Regions from separate parts of the Homo sapiens genome. Here region 2 is linked to region 1. Evidence: chromatin contacts called from ENCODE Hi-C or POLR2A ChIA-PET data. All regions are on one chromosome and are shown on one strand. Each heading gives the region's core, a stretch centred on a gene start or an enhancer-like site at or near the end of the contact. The rest is flanking DNA. Distances are from core to core; before and after follow the strand shown.

Evidence for each region. A loop is a pair of places that touch in the nucleus more often than their neighbours do. ChIA-PET counts read pairs that join two places held with the same protein, here RNA polymerase II (POLR2A). Pooled maps may share reads with other maps.
Region 2: a loop to region 1 is called in a pooled map, with 2.6 times the contacts of the local background. The contact joins the promoter of BLM here to the promoter of SEMA4B in region 1. A Hi-C loop is called at or near these places in 1 of 50 pooled maps. POLR2A ChIA-PET finds 5 or more read pairs at or near these places in 4 of 52 experiments (B cell, CD4-positive, alpha-beta memory T cell, OCI-LY7 and 1 more).

What each region holds. Positions count from the first base shown.
Region 1 is chr15:90,199,050-90,203,949 of GRCh38, reverse strand. SEMA4B (semaphorin 4B) reads right to left here and starts at 2,620. Exons shown (of 14, transcript NM_198925.4): 1 at 2,215-2,620. The coding sequence starts at 2,371. RefSeq lists a silencer at 2,169-2,928 and an enhancer at 2,101-3,072.
Region 2 is chr15:90,715,171-90,720,070 of GRCh38, reverse strand. BLM (BLM RecQ like helicase) reads right to left here and starts at 2,725. Exons shown (of 22, transcript NM_000057.4): 1 at 2,631-2,725. CRTC3-AS1 (CRTC3 antisense RNA 1) reads left to right here and starts at 2,931. Exons shown (of 4, transcript NR_120372.1): 1 at 2,931-3,090.

The DNA.
Region 1 (4,900 bases), core at 1,371-3,870:
CTCCAGGGTATAGTGGCAACTCAGTCGACTATAGATACGTGCTCACAAGTTCAGGTAGCTAGGTGCCACTACACTATTCCAGGGCTTTGGTGGGACTGGAAAAATGGGCCACTCCGGGCAGACCTAGCCCCAAGAACATAGCAGAAGGGGTCTTTTGCTCCAGGACTCTTAGGTTGGAGAGCTGAGTGTGGACTGCATTTCAGGTCCTCTCAACCCTCAGCTGGGCACCTTGGTACAATGCACAAAATGCAAGCCCACCTACGGCAGCCCTGACAGGTGAATGCTGGTGCGTGACAGAAGCCTGGGAACAGTCACGGGCTTGTAGAAGTGGACCAGGTCCTGCAGCTGCATTGGTAATAATAACCAAGTATTCTAGCTGCTCCTCGGGAAGCAGGTCCCCTCGATTCCCCTCGCTGCTCTCCAGTTTTGCCTTCTAGCTACCCTGTGATTGTCCCATCCAGTTCCAGAGTTGGACATGAAACCTACCGTCTTTTGACATGGTCCCATGAGCTGGCCCAGCTTTCCCAAGGCCATAAGTGGAGTCCATTGGAGCATCTGCCCCCATCTCACCCTGCCTTCTCCCAAAAATGAGAGGGTCTGAGGGCAAAGGGAGTTGTGGCCACAACAGAAGTAGCAAGACAGCAGGCCTGGGGCTGGTTACACCTGTTCATCCTGACTTCACAAGCTGAAGCACCCAAGGGGCTACAGTCAAACTAACACCCCAACCCTGTCCTAACCCCAGGCAGAATCACCCCAGATCTGGGCAAGATGTACAGAAGTAAACTCTGAGCTGAGTAACACTCATTCAGCGGTTCCCGTACCAGGCCCTGTCCTAACGACTTTTCAAACACGAGCTGATTTAATCCTCACTACCTTGAGGTAGGTTCTGTTATTATACCTGTTTTACAGATGAAGAAATCAAGACCCAGAAACTTTAAGTAGCCTGCTCAAGGTCACATGGTTACTAAGTGGCTGAGGTAGCATTTGAACCCAGGTCATCTGCAGTATTTCAGACAGGGGTTCAGGTAGGGTTACTTGAAGCCGCTAGGGCCCTGCCTTAATTTAAGTGCTGATTCTACTATTTCCCTTTGTAAACAGGATGCTTTTAGAGGTGGGGATGCTGTGAGGAGATGGAAGTCTGGGACAGTTTCAGTCTGTAACCTCTAATTCATACATGCTTTATTCCAAGTCATACAATATGACAACCAACAAGTTAAAGGGCTTGCGGATACATCTGTTGGGCACTTATAAACTTCATACCCGAGTAACACACCTTGCAAGGCACCTACGACTGCCTATTTTGCAGATGAGAAAGGTGGGGCACTGGGAGCAGAAGGCACTTACTTGCCCAGTGGAAGAAATGGGCTTGGGATCCAGGACCCTCTGAATCTAAAGCCCAAGTGCCCCAAGAAGAGCTGGAGAAGCAACCGGATGGAAGGGAAAAGGAGAGGGAAGGGCGGAGGGCTGAAACAGGAGGTGGCCACAGAAGCAGATGTGAGGACCAGGAAAGGAACCCAGCCAACCAGGATGCTACTCCCAGGTCACTCTGAGGAGGGGTCGCGCCCAGGACTTGGGAATGTCAGCGCCCAGAGCTGCCCCCATCCGCAGTCTGTTCGCTCCCAGGACTTGGGAATGTCAGCGCCCAGAGCTGCCCCCATCCGCAGTCTGGTCGCTCCCAGGGCCTGGAGGTCTCTCCATGCTGGGGCTTGGGGCTGCACTGGCAAGCCAGGGATGGAGGGGCGGAGAGGGAGGATCGGGCGCCTGCCCGCCCACCACAGCTCCCGGCCCTGCTGCGACTTGCTGGGAATACCAGAACCCCAGTGTTTATAGGACTGCAAGCAGTGGCCTCCCTCTACCCCGAGCCGCCCTCGGGGGCGGCACCGCGGTCGGCTCTGGTCAGCATCAAAGACAAGTAGATGGGCAGGCGGACCCCGCCGAAAGTGCATCCTCCTAAGGGAACTAGGGGGGACGACAGAGCGGGCTAGACCCCATCCCTACGCAGAAAGAAAACTGAAGAAAGGGGCCAGCGGCCCCACAGCTCCCCTCTCCTCTCCCTCCCTCCGCGCAGCGCCTTGAAAAAAGAAGGGGTCCTAATGGATCCCGTGCCTCCGACAGGTCCCCTCCTTGGTCCTTTGTCACGGCCACCTCCGCACGAGGCACGTCCCCGGCAGCCTTCCTTCCCCCGGCCCGCGTCCCCGGGTCCCCGGCACTCACCCAGAGGCAGGCTGATCCGGGGGCTGAGCGCCCAGGTCGGAGGCGGCGGCTGCAGCAGGAGCAGCAGCAGCAGGAGCAGCAGCAGCGGTGGCCGAGGCGGCAGCGCGCCCCATGGGGCGGCGAGCCAGCTCCTCAGGCCCATCGCGGTGCGCAGCATTCGGAGAGCAGGAGCGACGGTGTCCCGCGGCTCGGGCTCAGGTGGCTCGGCCGGACTCACGGGCGGCAGCTCCGCCCCGCGGTCCGCCCCCGAGTCGCCCCGGGGGCCCCCGCCTCCGGACCTGGGGGGCGGGAGGTGGGAAACAGGGTCAAGTGGGCCCTGGCAAACTCAGCCCCTCCGCGGGGCACCGCAGTCCTCCCGCCGGCGCCGGCCCCGCAGCCTCGGCTTGGGCAGAGCTCACCCGCAAGCGGCGGAGGGCGGGGCTGAAGGAGGAAGTCGGCCGTGAGCCCGGCCGGCCCGCCCCCTTCCCCCTTCCTCCTTCCCGGGCGCTGGCAGCGCGAGGGGCGGCAGCTCGGGGCGCTGCCGCAGGGGCCAAGCCCGGGATCAGTAGCCCCGGCGGCCGCCGGAGCGCTGGGACGCGGACGAAAGCCGACCCCCAGCTCCCCGCCCCCACTGCTCAGACCCTCCCACCGCCGCCCAGGCCCTGGCCCCTTCCGGCTCCTCTGGGACCCTCTGCTAGTGGCGTTGGTTTGGGGACACGCTGCGTCCCCGCTATGCGCCTAGGGAGTTAGGGGGCGGATGGTGATTAGGCCTTGGTCTCCTCCCTTTAGGCGCCCCCTCCGCTCTTGCTCCTGGCGACCCCCTTGTTCCTGCGACCAAATGAACTCGGCCGAGCTCGTGCTGACACTGGGGCTAGCAGCTTGAGAGTCCAATTTTTGCACAGGTCAATCCACTGCAAGTCATGGCTGGGCATTCACTACAAGCTCAGCACTTAGTCTAGGCACCCTGCGGGCTTGTCCGCTTAATATTCTGTCCACGCGAAGCCCTCGGGTGGGGGAAGGGCAAGATTAGCTTAAGTGGGATAATAGGATTTAATGTACTGCTGAGGAGGTAAAACCTTCACAACCTGCACGTGACCCGGCAGGGGAAGGGAACCCCTAAGACTGGAGTGGAAGCCCAGAGGCACCCACCCCTAATCCTCCTGGCTCCTAACATCTCCACGGGTGGAGTTCAGCTCTGCTGAGACCAGGGGTTTCCAACTGCAGCCTGGACCATTAGCAGATTCTGAAATCAATTTAGTGGATCCCAACAGCATTAAGAAACAAACAAAACATAGAAACTATCTAAGCAATAATCTCAAAGGATAAGTAATTTTGGGAAAGCTACTTCAACTTTTCCTAAGTGTGCACAGGATTACAGAAAAATGTAGTAGTTCCTCCTGTAGTTAAGAGTCCAAAAGAGTGAAAGCCTCTGCTAGTTATTTCCATGGCAGTAGAGACCATCGCTCCATAAATTTGCTGCAATTGCAGGAAAGCTCCTCTTCACCCCCAGCCAAAATCAGCCTCCTCAGAGCACCTCTTTTCCTCTCCTCCCGACTTTCAGGGTCTGCCACATCTGCTCCCACAACAGGGATGCTGTCAAGAGGGTGGGCACAGCACCCACATGGTCCCAGGTCTCCTTTCTTACAGCTAAGTTTCCTCATGCTGCATGATTTCTGTACCTCCATCACCTTCTGTGGACATGGTGCAGGCTAGCAGCATCCCTTTTAAAGGGGCTCCCAGAACTGGACACAGAATTCCACATGGGATATGGACAGCACCAAGCACCCACAGTGCTACTATTGCCCAGGTTTGGATGCTTACTCTAAATGGGTTCAATCCACCTACAGCCAGTGATACCCAAACCCCTATCTGCCGCCTAGTCCAGCCCTGCTCAGCCCTTAACTCCAAAAGGCCTCAACTTTTTTTTTTTTGAGACAGAGTCTTGCTCTTTTGCCCAGGCTGGAGTGCAATGGTGCAATCTCCACTCACTGCAACCTCTGCCTTCTGGGTTCAAGTGATTCTCCTGCCTCAGCCTCCCGAGTAGCTGAGATTACAGGTTTATGCCACCACACCCCGCTAATTTTTTGTATTTTTAATAGAGACAGGGTTTCACAATGTTGGCCAGGCTGGTCTTGAACTCCTGACCTCGTGATCCACCTGCCTTGGCCTCCCAAAGTGCTGGGATTTCAGGCGTGAGCCACCACACCTGACCCGGCCTCAATATTTCTACTTGGCTGTCTGAAAACCATCTCGAGCCCAACATGTCCCAAACTAAGCTCCTGATCTCTCCCCCTTCTCAAAAATGTGCTCCACCTACAGCCTTCCCCATTTCATTTAATGGCAATTCCATCTTTAAATTGCTCAGGCCAAAACCCTCAGCTCCTCTCATTATCTCACTCCTCACATCCAGTCCATTAGAAAATCTATAATCTGACCACTTCCCAGCTCCCTAGGGCCCAGGCACCACCCTCTTTCTCCTGGTTACTGCAAGGGCCTCCTAACTGTTCTCCCCGTTTCCTCCTTGGTTCCCCTACAATCTATTCTCAACACAGCAGCTGGAGTGAGTCTTTAAAACACAAGCCAGGACAGGGGTGGTGGCTCACGCCTGTAATCCCAGCACTTTGGTGGGCCGAGGCGGGCAGATCACTTGAGGTCAGGAGTTCAAGACCAGCCTGGCCAACATGGTGAATCCCCATCTCTACTAAGA
Region 2 (4,900 bases), core at 1,476-3,975, 520 kb before region 1:
GGCAAATGATAGAGAAGCTTTTCAAAGAACACTGAATTGGATATTGAAGGACAAGTGGAACTTTACAGACAGGACTGAGGTTGTGAAGAAGAGTAGTCTATGAACTAGTGGTACAAAGGCTGAGGTAGAATAGTATGTGTTAGCGATACAGAATGCTCAAAAGCCTCTGGTATCATGCCAAGGAGTTTAGATTTTATCCTACAGGTAGTGGAGACCCTTAGGGGCTTTCAGCACTGAAGTCCTAGGATTATTCTACGATTATCTTGGACCTCTTTATTCTATCCATTTTTCTCTTAGAAAAAAACACATATATATGTAAATTAAAATATATATGTATATCTTTTAATTTTTAATATTTCTTACATAAAGATACAGAAAATAGAATTACACCCATGTACCCACCAACCAAATTTAAAAAGTTAAACTCGGCCCTATTCTCTCTCTTTTAAAGGCATAAAACATTTCAGGTAGATTGACTGACGGACTCTCACTCTGTCACCCAGGCTGGAGTGCAGTGGTGCAATCTTGACTAACTGCAGCCTCCTGGGTTCAAGCGATTCTCGTGCCTCAGCCTCCCCAGTAGCTAGAACCACAGGCGCACACCACCACGCCCAGATAATTTTGTATTTACTATAGAGAGGGAGTTTCGCCATGTTGGTGAGGCAAGTCTCGAACTCCTGGCCTCAGGTGATTCGCCCGCCTCATCCTCCCAAAGTGCTGGGATTATGGGTGTGAGCCACTGTGCCTGGCCTCATTTCAGATATATTTAAAATCTCACTCATGGCCGGGCGCGGTGGCTCGCCTGTAATCCCAGCACCTTGGGAGGCGGAGGCAGGCGGATCACGAGGTCAGGAGATCGAGACCATCCTGGCTAACACAGTGAAACCCCGTCTCTACTAAAAATACAAAAAATTAGCTGGGCGTGGTGGTGGGTGCCTGTAGTCCCAGCTATTTGGGAGGCTGAGGCAGGAGAATGGCATGAACCCGGGAGGCGGAGCTTGCAGTGAGCCAAGATCGCGCCACTGCACTCCAGCCTGGGCGACAGAGCGAGACTCCATCCCCCAAAAACAAAAACAAAAACAAACTCACTCATTCCAGGAATGACTATGAAAAAGGAAAAAACAGATAAAAATTTAAAAATCAAAACAATAAACTATCACTCATTCCCCTTACCTTTTTCCCTTCCCTTCCTGCTCATAGGTAATACCACCTGTCCTGAAGCGGATGTGTAGAACTTCCCAGCATGATGATGTTCTACTGCACATCTAACACTTTTCCTGATTTTTTAACTCTTGGTTTCCTCAGTAAAACGAAGGAAATAACTACTTCTCCAGGTTACTGATAGGACTGTAAACTATACTTATAAGGTACCTGTCATGGTGAGTGGCATTGAAAGTGACACAGGACCCAGAAATTTCATTTCTTCCCAGTAGATTATAAGCTACTGTCTGACAGTATAAGCAGCCCAGCTAACAAAATGTTGATTTAATTAATTCTATTTACTATTCCCCAAACAGAATACTTTTGCCTACCCGCTTCTTCATCTTCTGATCTCTCATGCAGTCTCTCGAATTCCTGTCCCTTAATCTTGACAGTGACACACCAGTGTTATTTATCTGCATGGGTGGCACAAGGAGCTGTCAGTCACCTGCTCCATCTCACGCCATGAGGTACCTAAAGTTCTGTGTGACCTAAGGACAGGTGAGGGCTATAGGAGAAAGCCTAATGTTGTGGGACATACTTTAAAATCAGGCGCTTAGTTCAAATCCTGTATCTCTAGCACTTAATCACCAAATGCTCTTTCTGTACGGAGACAACCTCTTTGTACTTCAGATTCTCCATGTCTAAAATGGGGACAATTTCATCCGCTTCTCTGGGTAATGATAACAGAACCCTTACTGTGTACTATGTAACAGGTAGCCTTCGAAGCATTTATTATTGCATATATTAAGTCGTTTAATCCTAACAAAAACGCCAGGAAGTAGAAGAGACCATTTCCCCCATATGACAGACGAAAACCAAGACACTTAGTGTTTCAGTAACGTGCAGTAGACACAGAGCTAAATGTGAAGGAGCCAGAATTCGAACCCAAGCAATCTGATGCAGTATTCTTAAGCACTTCGCTTTGCTGGGATATCGTAAAGCTACAGTTGTAAGATCAAGGGTGCCAGGAACATGGCACACAGTAGACACTCAAAAACAAGAGTAGCCCAGCTCGTGATTATGGAAGGCCACAGAAAAAGTACAAAGTGTTTTCGTTGTTCCTCAGGAGGGACACGGAGGTAGTAGTGCCAGAGGTCTGGGCTGGGATTACTCTGTGCAGGGCATCATGTTACGCACTGGAGTATATGGGCAACAACATGCCAGGTCCTAGCCCATGCTCGGCCTCCGACGCCCCGGGAGACCTTGGCAGAGTTCGCCCCCGCCCCGGGCCTCTGTTTCCCCATTTGGGAACGTATTTATGTATCTGCTGTCCTCCCAGGATGTTGGCCAGACTAGAGGACTCAGCGGGCCGAGGCGAACCAGTGCAGGAAACGGAAGAACCCGAGCGGCCTCCAGCTCCGGGCCGGGCCGCCAGAGCAGGGCTAGATCAATGCGGACCGACCCGTAGTTACGCGCGCGGTACTCACCTCGCACGCAGACTCCTAGCGGACGGAACCAGGATCCAAACTTCCCGCGCCGCAACCACGGCCGCCGCGCCAAGCCCTGGCTCACTTCCCGCCGGAAGCTTGCCTATTCCGATTGGCTGCTTCCTGGGGAAGCCGACCAATACTGTCGCACTCGGACATCTGTTCCCGCCCCCTCAGGCTGCTGGGGCGGGGTCGCCGTACAGCGCCGGGAGGGACGCGTATCTCCAAAGCCCAATCAGAGTCCGGACGGGAGGGTCAGATGACTACGGTTACATCTCGGGCTTCCGGAGCTAGTTGGGTCTTTGTTTTTGGTGTTTTAGAGTCGGTGAAGGCTTTAAAGGAAGTAGGCAGCTGGAACCCGGCTGTGGCGGGTTGAAAAGCCCGGGCGTTTGAGAGCTGAGACTTGCCAGTTCCCACAGGCCAAGCCAGGCGTCTGCACCCCATTCTCTTGGTTCCGACGGTGTGTCTCTGCGATGTTTTGGCGGTCTCTCCTCTCCATCCCCTTAATAATACTGGTCTCTGTTTCACCCGTACCCCTCTACACGAGCAGGTGCAAATTGTCATTGAACCGGGAAAGTGGGCACACACTCAGATGCCTCCATGGACACGTGAGAAACCATGCTTCTGTTTCAGCCTATTGCTGACACGCGGGAATGTGGGCCCTGTGATGCCAGATCTTACTTTCTTTCCTTTCTTCCTCTCTTCTCCCCTCTCTACTTCCTTCCCTCTCTCCTTCCCTCCCGCCCTCCCTCCTCTTTGTGTGTGTGATAAAATCTATCTAACATAAAATTCACCATTTTTAAGTGTACAGTTCACTGGCATTAAGTACATTCACATTGTTGTGAAACCATCACCACTATCCATCTCCAGAACTTTTTCATTATCCCAAATAGAAAATCTGCCTGTTACACAGTAACTCCCCGTTACCCGTTTCTCACAACCCCTTATAGCCGATATTGCACTTTCTGTCTGTAAGTGCGAGGTACCGCATATAAATTGAATCATACAATAATTGCTCTTTTCTGATTGGCTTATTTCACTTAGCATAATGTCTTCAAGGAGCATCTATGTTGTAGCATGTATCAGAATTTCTTCCTTCTTGAGGCTAAATAATATTCCATTATACATGTATACTACATTTTGTTTATCCATTCATCCATATAAATGGATGCTTGGTTATTCCCACCTTTTGGCTATTGTGAATAATGCTGCTATGAACTTTGGTATACAAATAATCATTCTCCACATAATACGCAGAAAGAGTTTTCTAAAATGTAAAAATCTGTTCAAGTTACCTCCCTCCTGAAAATCTTCTATGGTAAATTGAAACCAAAATATGATACTATTAAACACTCCATAGAATAGCTGAAATGAAAAGACTGACAATTCCCTTAGTTGCAAAGATGCAGAAATGGGACTCTCATACAGTGTTGATGGGAGTGTAAAATGGTACAACCACTTTGGAAACATCAGTCTCTACTGAAATCAAATTTACCCCTACCCTATACCCCAGAAATCCCATTTCTAGATATTTACCCCAAAAAATGAATGCCTTTATTCACCAAAAGACTCATAGCAGCTTTATTCATAATAGCCAAAGGGAAAAAACCCAGATGTCCACCAATAGATGAATAGATAAATTGCAGCTTATTCATATAACTGTATACTACTGTTGAAGAATAATTTTAATATCAAATATAATACAGATATAAAATAAATGTTAGAGATTTTATTTAACTCATTAATGAATGAGATATCCAGAAAGATTACAACTGCTTCAATGGAAAATTCAAAGTACCACACACATAGTCAAATGAGGAATAATGAAATAACTACAAATATATACAAAAACTGGCAGAACTGATGAAATCCACAGCTTAGTAATCAATTGCATTCTACTGAAAACAATTTGCATTTCTTTTTTTTTTTTTTTTTTTGAGACGGAGTCTCACTCAGCCGCCCAGGCTGGAGTGCAGTGGCGCAAGCTCGGCTCACCGCAACCACCATCTCCCAGGTTCAATAGAGTCTCCCGTCTCAGCCTCCCGAGTAGCTGGGATTACAGGCACCCGCCATCATGCCCAGCTAGCTTTTTGTATTTTAGTAGAGACAGGGTTTCACCGTGTTGGCCAGGCTGGTCTCGAACTCCTGACCTCAGGTGATCCGCCTGTCTTGGCCTCCCAAAGTGTTAGGATTACAGGCATGAGCCACCGTGCCCGGCCACAATTTGCATTTCTATAGACAAGAAGTGTCTATAGTTTGTATAGTTGTTC